Regions from separate parts of the Mus musculus genome. Here region 2 is linked to region 1. Evidence: chromatin contacts called from ENCODE POLR2A ChIA-PET data. All regions are on one chromosome and are shown on one strand. Each heading gives the region's core, a stretch centred on a gene start or an enhancer-like site at or near the end of the contact. The rest is flanking DNA. Distances are from core to core; before and after follow the strand shown. Region 1 holds the start of Atp6v1c1 (ATPase, H+ transporting, lysosomal V1 subunit C1). Region 2 has its middle 27 kb from the start of Gm45924.

Region 1 (5,670 bases), core at 1,562-4,061:
TGGCCTGCAGAGGCCCTTTGCCAAAGTTCACTGTGGCATGCTGGTCTTGCTCTTGACCAATGGACATTATCCTACAAGTTAGGACAATGATGCAGAATCCTAAGTTTTAGGTTTAAGAAAAACGAAACAAAATAACTAATATAAATAAGAAGGCTAAGATTTATAAACATGCTGAGTGGTGTAGGCCAGCCTGGTCTACAGAATGAGTTCTAGAACAGCCAGGGCCAAACAGAGAAACCCTGTCTCAAAAAAATAAAAAAATGTATAAACATAAAAAAAAAATTATAAGCACGCACATGCCAGCACTCAGAAGCTGAGGCAGGCTGCTTGCTGGATTGGAGGACAACCTCGTATACATAAAGAAACCCTGTCTCAAAAAAAAAAAAAAAGTAAAAAAAGAAATGCACACACACACACACACACACACACAAGTCTTTAATCCCAGCACTCAGGAAGCAGGTGTATAGCTGTGAGTTCAAGGTCAGCCTGGTCTATATAATGAGTTCGAGGATAGCCAGGGACCCTGTCTCCAAAAGTTAAAATTAAAAAAAAATTAAAAAGATGTGTGTGTGTGTGTTGTGTGTGTAAATCCTGCCCTGTTTAAATGCAGACTAAGAGTAGCCCCTAGCTCTCAGCATTCAGGATGCAGAGCACTATTTCTTGAGATCCGATCTGGTACCTGCAAAGTAACCAAAAGACAAAAGGATCCTGTAGTTTTGAGCAGAAAAGCCGAGGCTCCGACTTCAGCACAACGAGACTCACTTGTTGCCAGACTTAACTGCGATTATCACCGTGAGCACTTTAGCTCACCTTAGGGCTCTTTATCTCCTCCAGCTCGACAGCACACAGAAACCCAAAGCACTCTCACAGAGCAGCTCTGGCTGGCCTGCAACTCACTCTACCTGCCAGGGCGGCTCAAACTGTGGAGGACTTGCAGGGCCACACACAGTCTGTCTCCAGCACCTATGATCTTCACTGGATTCCCTGAGCAGTCTGACTCCAGCTCTCCCCACACACAGGCCAGTCTGTCCACATCCCACCACCACACCTTTCTCATTCCAGGTTCTCTGCAAGTTCTGGAAAGGCACGTTCCTCCTCTCACTTCAAGGCCTTGACAAACTCTGTTCCCTCAACCTGGAATGTCCTTTTCACTCCTGCCTGCTCACCCCCTTTTCACACCAACCTCTTCTCAGTCATATCCTCAACAAAGCCTTCTTTGAATCTTCCACAAAAGTCATATTCCTGGGAAACATCTCTGTACTGCTCCATTACTCCTTCGGAGTAGATTTTACACACACACACACACACACACATTTATGTATATGTGTGTATATATATGTATATATGTAGATGTATATATATATGTGTGTGTGTGTGTATACATATATATATAGAGAGAGAGAGAGAGAGAGAGAGGGAGAGAGAGAGAGAGACAAGTGGTCTCACTATTTATTTAGCTTTGGTTGGCTCTGCCTCCTAAGTGCTAGGACTAAAGGTTAGTGCTCTATCACACGCCAAATGCACGACTATTAAAACCTATCTCCTCTGAATCTGTCTGGAAGCTCTGACAGCAGAGTCCCTGTCTGCTTCCTAAACCTTAGCACTCCCATAGTATCAGCCATAGAGCATGCAGTATATGAACAAGTATCACCAGACTTCAAAACTATTTCCCACTTTTCCACAATGCAGCCTACTACAAAAGCCTGGCCTTTGGCACCCCTAAATCATGTCTTCTTCTCTCATCAGGCCCTCAAATAACGAGGCTTTCACTGAGTAAAAAGTTCTCCTCTGTTGCCTCCAATCCCACCGACTTGCCAAGACCCAAACTCAAGTTTTCTTTCCTCCAGGATACTTTTCTCCTCCTTCTGTTTTTACCAGTTCTATACAACCTCATCTTTCCCCTGTGACTTATCTTCCCACCATCAATGTGAACTTTTAGGGCTGGGCTATTCACACCCGACCATTTCATTCCCGGGGCACCACTAAGTACAGAGTAGACAATTTTCCCCCTGATAACATTTTTCCTCTGAAAAGAACACAAGCTTCCCTCTTATGCCTCATAGGTGATTCAATCTGCCTTATAAGAGACTCTGTCCACCAGTTCCTTTTCGGGGATGTTGTTTAACCTCCCCCAACCCCAATCTAGTGAAATGTTTTTAAGCTGCCTGTATTCCTGTTTCATCCACTGCCTACAATGACCCCCGTGTCCTCTGTGACCGCCCCCTGCCTGCAGTGGGCACCCCTTCCGCCCTGAAAACTGTAATCCCTTCTATTCACATACAGGCGTAAACACCCAGTGGAGACTGCACACACACGCCGGTGAACCCTGAGCCTCACCTGAGGCATTCTGTCACTGTCCACCTTCTCACAAGTGACCAGGACTCGCTGGGATTCCCACCCAAGAAGGACCCGAATGTACAACACTTCTCCCTTCTGCCACTGAGTTCCCCGTCTGGGCCCCTTCCCCCTCCTTCTTCTTCCAAAGACACCAACCCTAGGCCCTGAGATGCGGAGAGCCCGCACCCAGGCCGGTTGCAGGTCCGACGCCACAGTCTAGGCCCCCGCGCCGCCCCCATCCTTCCCCGGCGGCCACTGCAGCGTCAGCTCCCCGCAGGGCTATCGCTCACTGACCCGAGGTGTCTCAGGAGGCGGCGGCGGCGACAGGTGCGGAGGCAGGAAGCCTGGTAGACGTTAACCGCTCAGCGCTCCATCCCTCCCGGACCTAAGCTCCGGCCTTTCGGCTTCCTCGACCCCTGCGCCCAGAGCAAGTCACGTGCCAGCCGGAGCAGTCAGCTGACCGCGGCGCACGCCGCTCCGCCTACGCGCGCGCACCACTGCGCGCAATCACGATGCGGCCAGGCCTCCGGAGAAGGCGGGGCTGAGAGAGCGCGCAGAGCGGGCTTCCGGGTGGGCGGAGCTTGCCGCTCCTCCAGATGCACCTGCGGTGGTTGGCCAGCCACCAGAAAATTCCCGCCCACCCTAAAATTACCCACAGGTTTCAGCCATTCAGACTCCCCCAAGCTCCTGCACTGACTTCTGCACTGCAAGTTTTGACAGTCCAGGTTTCGGGGAAATTTTTTCTAATAATCCACTTCAGTAGTTTCATATTTTTCATCCAATCTGGTATCACTTCGTTCCATAAAGTGATAAAGTGTTCAGGTTTAGTTACTCAGCACCAAACATTGTTAATTAGTTTTTTAGAATTAGCTAGTGGAGTGACCCCCTTGCCAGGAACTCCAAACTGTCTGGTTTAGGGGTACCAAAATGGATACAGGAAGTCAAGAAAGGTTTATGGACAGGGAAAAACCATCAGCCTTGGGTTCCAGAAAAATAGATATCAACCTACTCTCACAAACCGTGCACATCTCATTGGTTGAGAAGTTAGGTGGTGCATATCTCAGCATTTTAGGTTGCATAGAGGATTGGGGACTTGTCTATTTTAATCGTTTTTAGATTTACAGCTTAGCAAAGTGAAGCTCCAGAGGTTATGGTTCTGTTTGCACAATGTGTGGGCACTCCTGGCTGTTCTTACTAGCAAGCGGAATAATAGATTTCCATTGTCAACCTGACTGGCTTTAGAATTGCTAGGAGACAAACCTCTTGGAGGGAGTTTCCAGCCAGGTTTAATGTAGGACATTCACCTCGAATATGGGCAGCAGCATCTTGAATGATAGGAACCAACACAGAATGTTTTTTTTTTTTTTTTCGAGGCTTAGAGAGATGGCTCTGAGGTTAAGAACACATACTGCTCTCACAGAGGATCTGAATTCCTTACTGGCACCCACCTGGAGTGCCTTGTGACTCCAGCTACCTCCAGGAGATCCGATTGGCTTCATCTGGCCTCCTGCAGAACCTGTAATCATATGCACTCCCAGGAAGACAAAACACTCATACACATAAATACAAATAAAATTAATCTTTTAAAAATGATAAATAGGATTAGAGAGAGAAGGTTCAACAGGTAATGGGGCACTAACCACCAAGACTGATGGCCTGAATTGTATCCCCAGAACCACAAAGTGTATTCTGCAAGATAGCCTCCCATCTCCACATGCAAGCTGTAGTACCCACAAATAAATAAATGTAATAAAATTGTCAAATAAATAATCTTTTTTTAAAGGAGAAAGCTAAGCATCAACATTCATTGCTCTCTGCTTCCTGACTACCAATACAATGTAACCAGGGCTCTCAGACTCCTGCCTTCAGAGCTACAATTACTCTCACCACCTTGCTGAACTGTGAGCCAAAAGAAACCCTTCTGTATTCATTGCTTTCCTATTGCTGTGATAAAACACATTCCAGTCCATTACCATCACAGCAGGGAAGTGTGGCAGTAGACAGACATAGCAATCATAATAGCTGAGAGCTCACAAATCAAATAACAAGCAGGAAGCAGAAAGCAAAGGAAAAAAACGGTATGAGTCTTTGCCCCTTACAGTGACATACTTCCTCCAGCAAGGCCACAGCCCCTAAATTTCCTCAAACAGTCCCACCAAACAGGGACCAAGTATTCAAATTCCTAAGGCTGTGTAGGATGCCTCGTTCACCAAACCACAGCTTCCTTCCTTGTTTTTGTCGATTATTTTGTAGCAACAAAAAAAAAAAAAAGGCAATACACAAAATTGTTAGCAAGGAACGGGTTCTTCAGTCTAATAAACCTGTTTCTTAAGTCTTTGAAATTGGTTTGCAGGATCTGTGTGTGAGAGTTTGGCGCTGTGGCCTAGAGCAGCTCTGGAATGCTTTATGGATAGTTTAGTGAGTCATAGTGAGTGGGATCCCGAAGACCAGAATGCCCACAGGAATAAAGGAAATCTGGACTCACTAGGTTTTCGATGGGAACAATGATTTAACTGGGAATCAGACTAGAAGTCCTTTGTATCCGATTCTGGAAAAGAACTTGGCTGCATTCTAGCTCTGTCCTGAAATTTTGTTTCAAATTTTAAGGTTCAGGTCAAAGTGATGGACTAAGTTATTTGGCAAGGGATTTCATGACAGTATAACATCCAGCCTGTAGAATGGTTACTGCTTGCTGAATTTAGCTTTGAATCAGGAAGAAGAAATCTATGAAATAAGCAGTTTGATTGAAGGATCTTGAACACACTTAAAACAACAGATAAGGTAGATGGAGAGAAAGCAGGCATTCCATTGATACCTCATTTACAGAAATACAAATTGAAGGAACTCTGGCCAACCCGACCATGGCGACCATGGCGACCAAGGTGAGTGTGACTCTGACAGACCTTGCCCTTATCCCCAATTCCCTCTGCCTTGCTAAAATCTATTAGATTACATTCTTGAAGCCAGCCACTACGGTCTATTTCCTATTTGGCCAATTCCTCCTCCAGAGGCTGACTACCAAGGTCCAGCAGAGCTTCTGAAGTATTGAAATCCAGCAATCAAAAGCCCCCTTTGACTCACCTAGTTAGCATGCCCAATTAAAATTAAACATCTCACCCTAACATGGGGTTTTCCTTTTTGCCTTTATAAACTGCCATTTTCCTATGGGCCACATCTATCTTCTCTCTATCCAGAGGAAGTCTTTTGTGCCCCCATCCTCTGGGACAAATATCCCTTTCCCTTCTCCCTCATCTGCTATCGCCTGCCTTTGTCTCTTATTACCTGCTTTCTCCTAGCACAAATAACTCATCTTTGTGCTAAGAACTTGGTTGC
Region 2 (5,390 bases), core at 498-2,997, 41 kb before region 1:
ATCTATCTATCTATCTATCTAATTGTATGACCTTATTTGGTGTGTGTGTACACACATATGCACATGTCTGAGGACAGCTTGCCTGTCTCTGGGACTAAACACAGATTGTCAGGAGCCTCGGGGTCCTGCTGCTGGCTTGTCTGCTCTAGTTCTTTAAATGTAGTTCTATGAAGATGCACTACTTTGGGCTGGTGAGATGGCTCAGCAGGTAAGAGCACTGCTCTTCCGAAGGTCTTCAGTTCAAATCCCACATGGTGGCTCACAACCATCCATAATGAGATTTGATGCTCTCTTCTGGTGTGTCTGAAGACAGCTACAGTGTACTTACATATAATAATAAATAAATCTTTTTAAAAAAGATTTAGAAAAAAAAAGATGCCCTACTTTGTGCTCTGGCGGTTGGTCACCTTGTGTTCACAGCCCTGAGAGCTGCTAAGCAGCCTTAAGGCTGGCATCTGTCGTTCAGCAGTTTGTGGACAGAGTGGACTTCCAGTCAGCAGTGCTGGTGTGAGACTCAGCTGGAGATGGGGGTAGGCGCTCTCAGGGTGGATGGTGCTCTCAGGGTGAGTGGGGCTCTCAGGGTGGGTGGTGCTCTCAGGGTAGGTGGTGCTCTCAGGGTGGGTGGTGCTCTCTGGGGTGGAGGCTGAGGGTGCTGACTCAGCTCCTGACCTGAGGGCACCTTTGTTTACTGTTTGTATTTTGAGAGACAGTGTCATTATGTGAACCAGGCTCATCACATAGTCTTCAGGTAGTCTAGGCAGGCCTTGAACTTGAAATTCTCCTGCCTCATGACTTTCAAGCTGAGACATTGGCTCTTGGCTTTCAGATTCTGGTAAGGACACTGGAAGAACAAACTCTTTGTAATAGATATTTTTATAAGTATACATAAACTCCTTTCTCTGAAGAACTCTAATGCACTGCCACACTCCACTGCGCTGGCTAGTCTTATGTCAACTTGACACAAGCTAGACTCATCTGAGAGGAGGGAACCGCAACTGAGAAAATGCCTCCTAAGATCAGACTATAGGTAAGCCTGTAGGTATTTTCCTAATTAGTGAATGATGGGGAATGCCCCAGCCGCCATTGTGGGTGGTGCCCTCCCTGGGCCGTCATCCTGGTTCTAAAAGAAAGCAGGCTGAGCAAGCTATGGGGAGCAAGCCAGTAGGCAGCTTGTAACCTCCATGGCCTCTGCATCAGCTCCTGCCTCCAGCTTCCTGCCGTTTGAGTTCTGTCCTGACTTCCTTTGCTGATGAACAGTGACGCGGAAGCCAAGGAAAGCCTTTCCTCCCGGCCACGGTGTGTCACCACAGCAACAGTGCCCCTGACTAGGACAGTCCCTGTCAATGCTTGCCCAACAGGGATTACTTTACATTGTAGTTCTTAGAGAAAAGGAAAGAAAAGGGAAAACTGATTGATTAGAACTGAAGCAAGATAAAAGACTATGGAATAGCTTTGGGGACATAAATTACAGGGCAGAGAAATGAGGAGAGGTGGCAGCAGCTAGAAAACAAATCCAAAAAGCCAGTCAGTAGCTGTTGTGGCCGACCAGCAGCTCGCAACGAATGGTTTAACTGGGGGGAGGGGGGGCTACAAGTAGCATTTTTAAAAAAGAAAGAAACCTCACAACTTCACTTCACTGCCCCCGCTCTTCCAGTGTGGGACAGAGTGTCTGCAGTGGGGACTGAGGAGTTAGCTTTGGTGGTCAGGAGGAACTAGAGCTCTGAGCCTGGCTGCAGAGATAAGAGAAGAGGGCGCACAGCCAACAAAAGTCTGGAAAGCTGTGACTATGGAAGATTTTTTTTTCCTTTCAACAGAGGTCCCTAATTATACAGGCTCAGGCTCAGAGGGAAGCTTACACTTCCTAGGCAATCAATTCAGTATTCCAAGGGTCAGCTCTCCCCTGAAACTCTGCACATTCCCATGCCCAAGCAAATGCTTTAAAGCCTTCCGCAGTAAGGAGGCAAGGGCAGCAGTTTCTATGCTGTGCACGGGGGTTTGGAACAAGCAGAAATCATTGCTCGTCGCTCAGCACAAAGCTGGGACAGTTTACAATAAAGGCAGCTCTTCCCACTTAAGGAAGTGGAGGTAAGCAACATAAACATACTAGAAAAATACAGGGAAGACCGTGTCAGCCCTGGCAAAACCACAAGCACGCAGAGAGGTGCTATGGCCAGATTTTGGCTGCTTCTGGGAGACTAAGGGGGCTGCAGCACCAGTCAGTTATATAGGAGATCTTACTTAAGATGACAGAACAGCTGCAGAAATGAGCGATGAAGTGGGTGGTTTGAATAAGACCCACATATTCTCAGGCATTTGCATATTTGGTCCCCAATTGGTGGCTCTGTCTGGGCAGGCTTAGTAGGTATACTTCCTACTCCTGGAGGAAGTATGTAGGGGTGAGTTTTGAGAGCTAAAAGACTTGAACCATTCCAAGTTGGCTGTTTCCTGTTTGCCATTGGAGACTTAAGCTCTGGACGGTCCCTGCGGCCAAGCCTGGTGCTTGCTGCCACACTTCCCCGCCATGATGCTGATGGACTCTAACCTCTGGACCGTTAGTTAAAAAAATAAACCCTCCCTTTGGTAAGCTGTGTTGGTCATGCTGTTATATCACAGCAGTGGAAAAGAACTAAGGCATACAAAATTCAAGGCTAAAGAGATGACTGGCTCAGAGGTTAAGAGCATTCATTCTTGCAGAAGACCTGGGTTTGGTTCCCAGCACCCACAATTGGAGGCTAACAACTGTCTGTAACTCCTGTTCCAAAGGACCCAACACCCTCTTCTGGCCTCTTAGAGCACCAAGCATGCATTTGGTACAAGACATACATAAAGGCAAAATACCCAAACACATAAAAAAAAATAGAGCTTACATGTTACTAAATTCTATCTGGAACCTCATGGTCCCCTGGAGATCGGGAAGGAGTAAGTACATGGGAAACATTCCCGGTGCCACTGTGTGTGCGGTCCTGCACGAAACCCTGTTCCCGGTGCCACTGTGTATGCGGTCCTGCACGAAACCCTGTTCCCGGTGCCACTGTGTGTGCGGTCCTGAACGAAACCCTGTTCCCGGTGCCACTGTGTGTGCGGTCCTGCACGAAACCCTGTTCCCGGTGCCACTGTGTGTGCGGTCCTGCACGAAACCCTGTTCCCGGTGCCACTGTGTGTGCGGTCCTGCATGAAACCCTGTTCCCGGTGCCACTGTGTGTGCGGTCCTGCATGAAACCCTGTTCCCGGTGCCACTGTGTGTGCGGTCCTGCATGAAACCCTGCACTGGGAAAGGACAGTCAGAGGGAAAGGTGGGGAGAACTTTTCAGCAGCATCTAGCCCACTTCCGGGTGCAGACCAGACTCGGTAAGCTCACCCACTGGAGAGCCTACTTGAATGTGCTGCGTCCAACAGAAGGAATTGTTATGAACTCAGAAGATCTAGGGCTGTCCTTGAAAACATGGATGCACCCCGGGGTTACTGAGTTTAGTTACTGGGTCCAAAATGGCCGACGTAAACAACTGCAGCGGGGAAAGCATCTCTTCTGGCTTAGTCGCATCCTTGTCTCCTGGATTGTGCTGGTGAGGCAGAGTATGGCTGTGGTGGGAGCAAGCGCCAAGCAGAGCTGTCACATCACACAGAACAAGCAGAGCAACGTCGGAAGAAGCCAGGGATAAGAAATTTCCAAGGAACCAGTCCCAGCCACCAAGCTCCTCCAGCAAACTCTGGAAGAATCTCTGACTGTGCTTGACCACTCGATCTCCAGCCGGTGGCACTGTTTAGGGAGGTTTTCAAACCTGTGGGAGTGAGGGTTGTATCTCCACCCAACTTCCTGGTGACCACTCTGCTTCCTACTCCACTGCGATGTGGCCGCTTGCTTCACATCCCCACCACTGCCACAGACAGGAGCTAGATGTGCCTTTCCCAGCATGACAGACTGTACCCTGTCAAATCGTAAGCCAAACTAAGATGCTTCCCCTTTAAATTGTTTCTTTCAGATATTTTATTACGTCAACCATAAAAGCGACTGAGACAGAAAGCTGGTGTCAAGAGCCGTGGCCGCCATTGCTGTTGAGAAGTCCCCCATGTGTTTCATAGGAACTGGTTTGTGGGAGGAACGTGGGATGGCTTGAGCGGAGCCCAAGAAACAGGTAAACAGCTTAGAGGGAGATTCTGCTGGGAGTTTACCTGGATGACGTTTCCTTTTAAAACATGAAGACAACAGAGCCTGCTTAGAGCTTTCAGAGAGCTGGTCAGTAGTTAGAGGTTACATCCTGCTGAAGAACTCAGCCTCCTCCCTCCTGCCCTGAAATTTTAGTGAGGTGGACTCAGGAGCAAAGGACTAATTAGTAATTAACTATGGCCGAATTATCAGGACAGCACAGTACAAAAGCTATGTGGTTGCTGCATGGAGTTGAATGAATGTTATAGTGGAAAGCCAAATTAAAAATAAAGATGTGAGCCGGGCGTGGTGGCGCACTCCTTTAATCCCAGCACTCGGGAGGCAGAGGCAGACGGATTTCTGAGTTCGAGGCCAGCCTGGTCTGCAAAGTGAGTTCCAGGACAGCCAGGGCTATACAGAGAAACCCTGTCTCGAAAAACCAAAAAAAAAAAAATGTGAAGATACGCAATCTGAAAAGGAAAGAAGTGTTCGAGAGTTTGCAGCTGTGGTCACAGCAATGGCTGACTATGAGAGATTCAACCAGCAGCATACTCTGCATGGGGACAAAGGCCACGGTACCCTGAAAGCAAGACCTCACCCAGGAGTCCAGGGCGTAGCAACACAAAAAACAACTCAGGAAAAACCTTCCATTTGAAAAGTGTTCACTGGAATCCTGAGAAGGGACCGATCACTCCATATAAAATATACTTCATACGAAATACAGTTTTTGAAAAAGAAACTTCAAGCGGGGCAGTGGGGGAGCGCACCTTTACTCACAGCACTGAGGAGGCAGAGGCAGGGAAATATCTGAGTTCCAGGCCTACGCAGTGATACTCTCTCAAGAACAAAAGCAAGAGGTGATGAGTGAGGCCTCCAGCCTTAGGAACCAACCATTAAGTGAATGTTCCCAGGGCACTGTGGCCTGGGCATGGCGAGCACTAAAGCAACAAAGATATTGGCAAACTGGCAGAGCCCAGCCACAGCTCCTCAGCCAGGCAACTTCTGAGGGTGCTAGGAACAAACTGTCACTGTAGACACTGTGACCATCCAAGGGGACGTCAGTCCTGGAAGCAGAGGAAGGTTTGCAGGAGGCTGCAGCTGAGGCTGTAACAATGTGTGTGGCAAATGCAGAGGGAATGCACACAGAAAATGGGGAGCGAAACTTCAGTGCTCAAGACTCCTTACCCATCAAGAGAGCATGGGGGCGTGCATGTCCTCAAACTATGCAGGCAGACAGAAAGCAAAT

What was found. ChIA-PET counts read pairs that join two places held with the same protein, here RNA polymerase II (POLR2A).
Region 2: POLR2A ChIA-PET joins it to region 1 with 10 read pairs in embryonic stem cell. The contact joins the enhancer-like site here to the promoter of Atp6v1c1 in region 1. POLR2A ChIA-PET finds 5 or more read pairs at or near these places in 3 of 5 experiments (Patski and embryonic stem cell).

What each region holds. Positions count from the first base shown.
Region 1 is chr15:38,659,045-38,664,714 of GRCm38, reverse strand. Atp6v1c1 (ATPase, H+ transporting, lysosomal V1 subunit C1) reads right to left here and starts at 2,811. Exons shown (of 13, transcript NM_025494.3): 1 at 2,632-2,811.
Region 2 is chr15:38,698,952-38,704,341 of GRCm38, reverse strand. No RefSeq gene overlaps it. Among named protein-coding and RNA genes, the nearest start is that of Gm45924, 27 kb to the left of the region's middle. Within about 2 kb of position 1,747, at least 3 of the 3 ENCODE cell types and tissues checked have a DNase peak (open chromatin) inside an H3K27ac peak, as active enhancers do.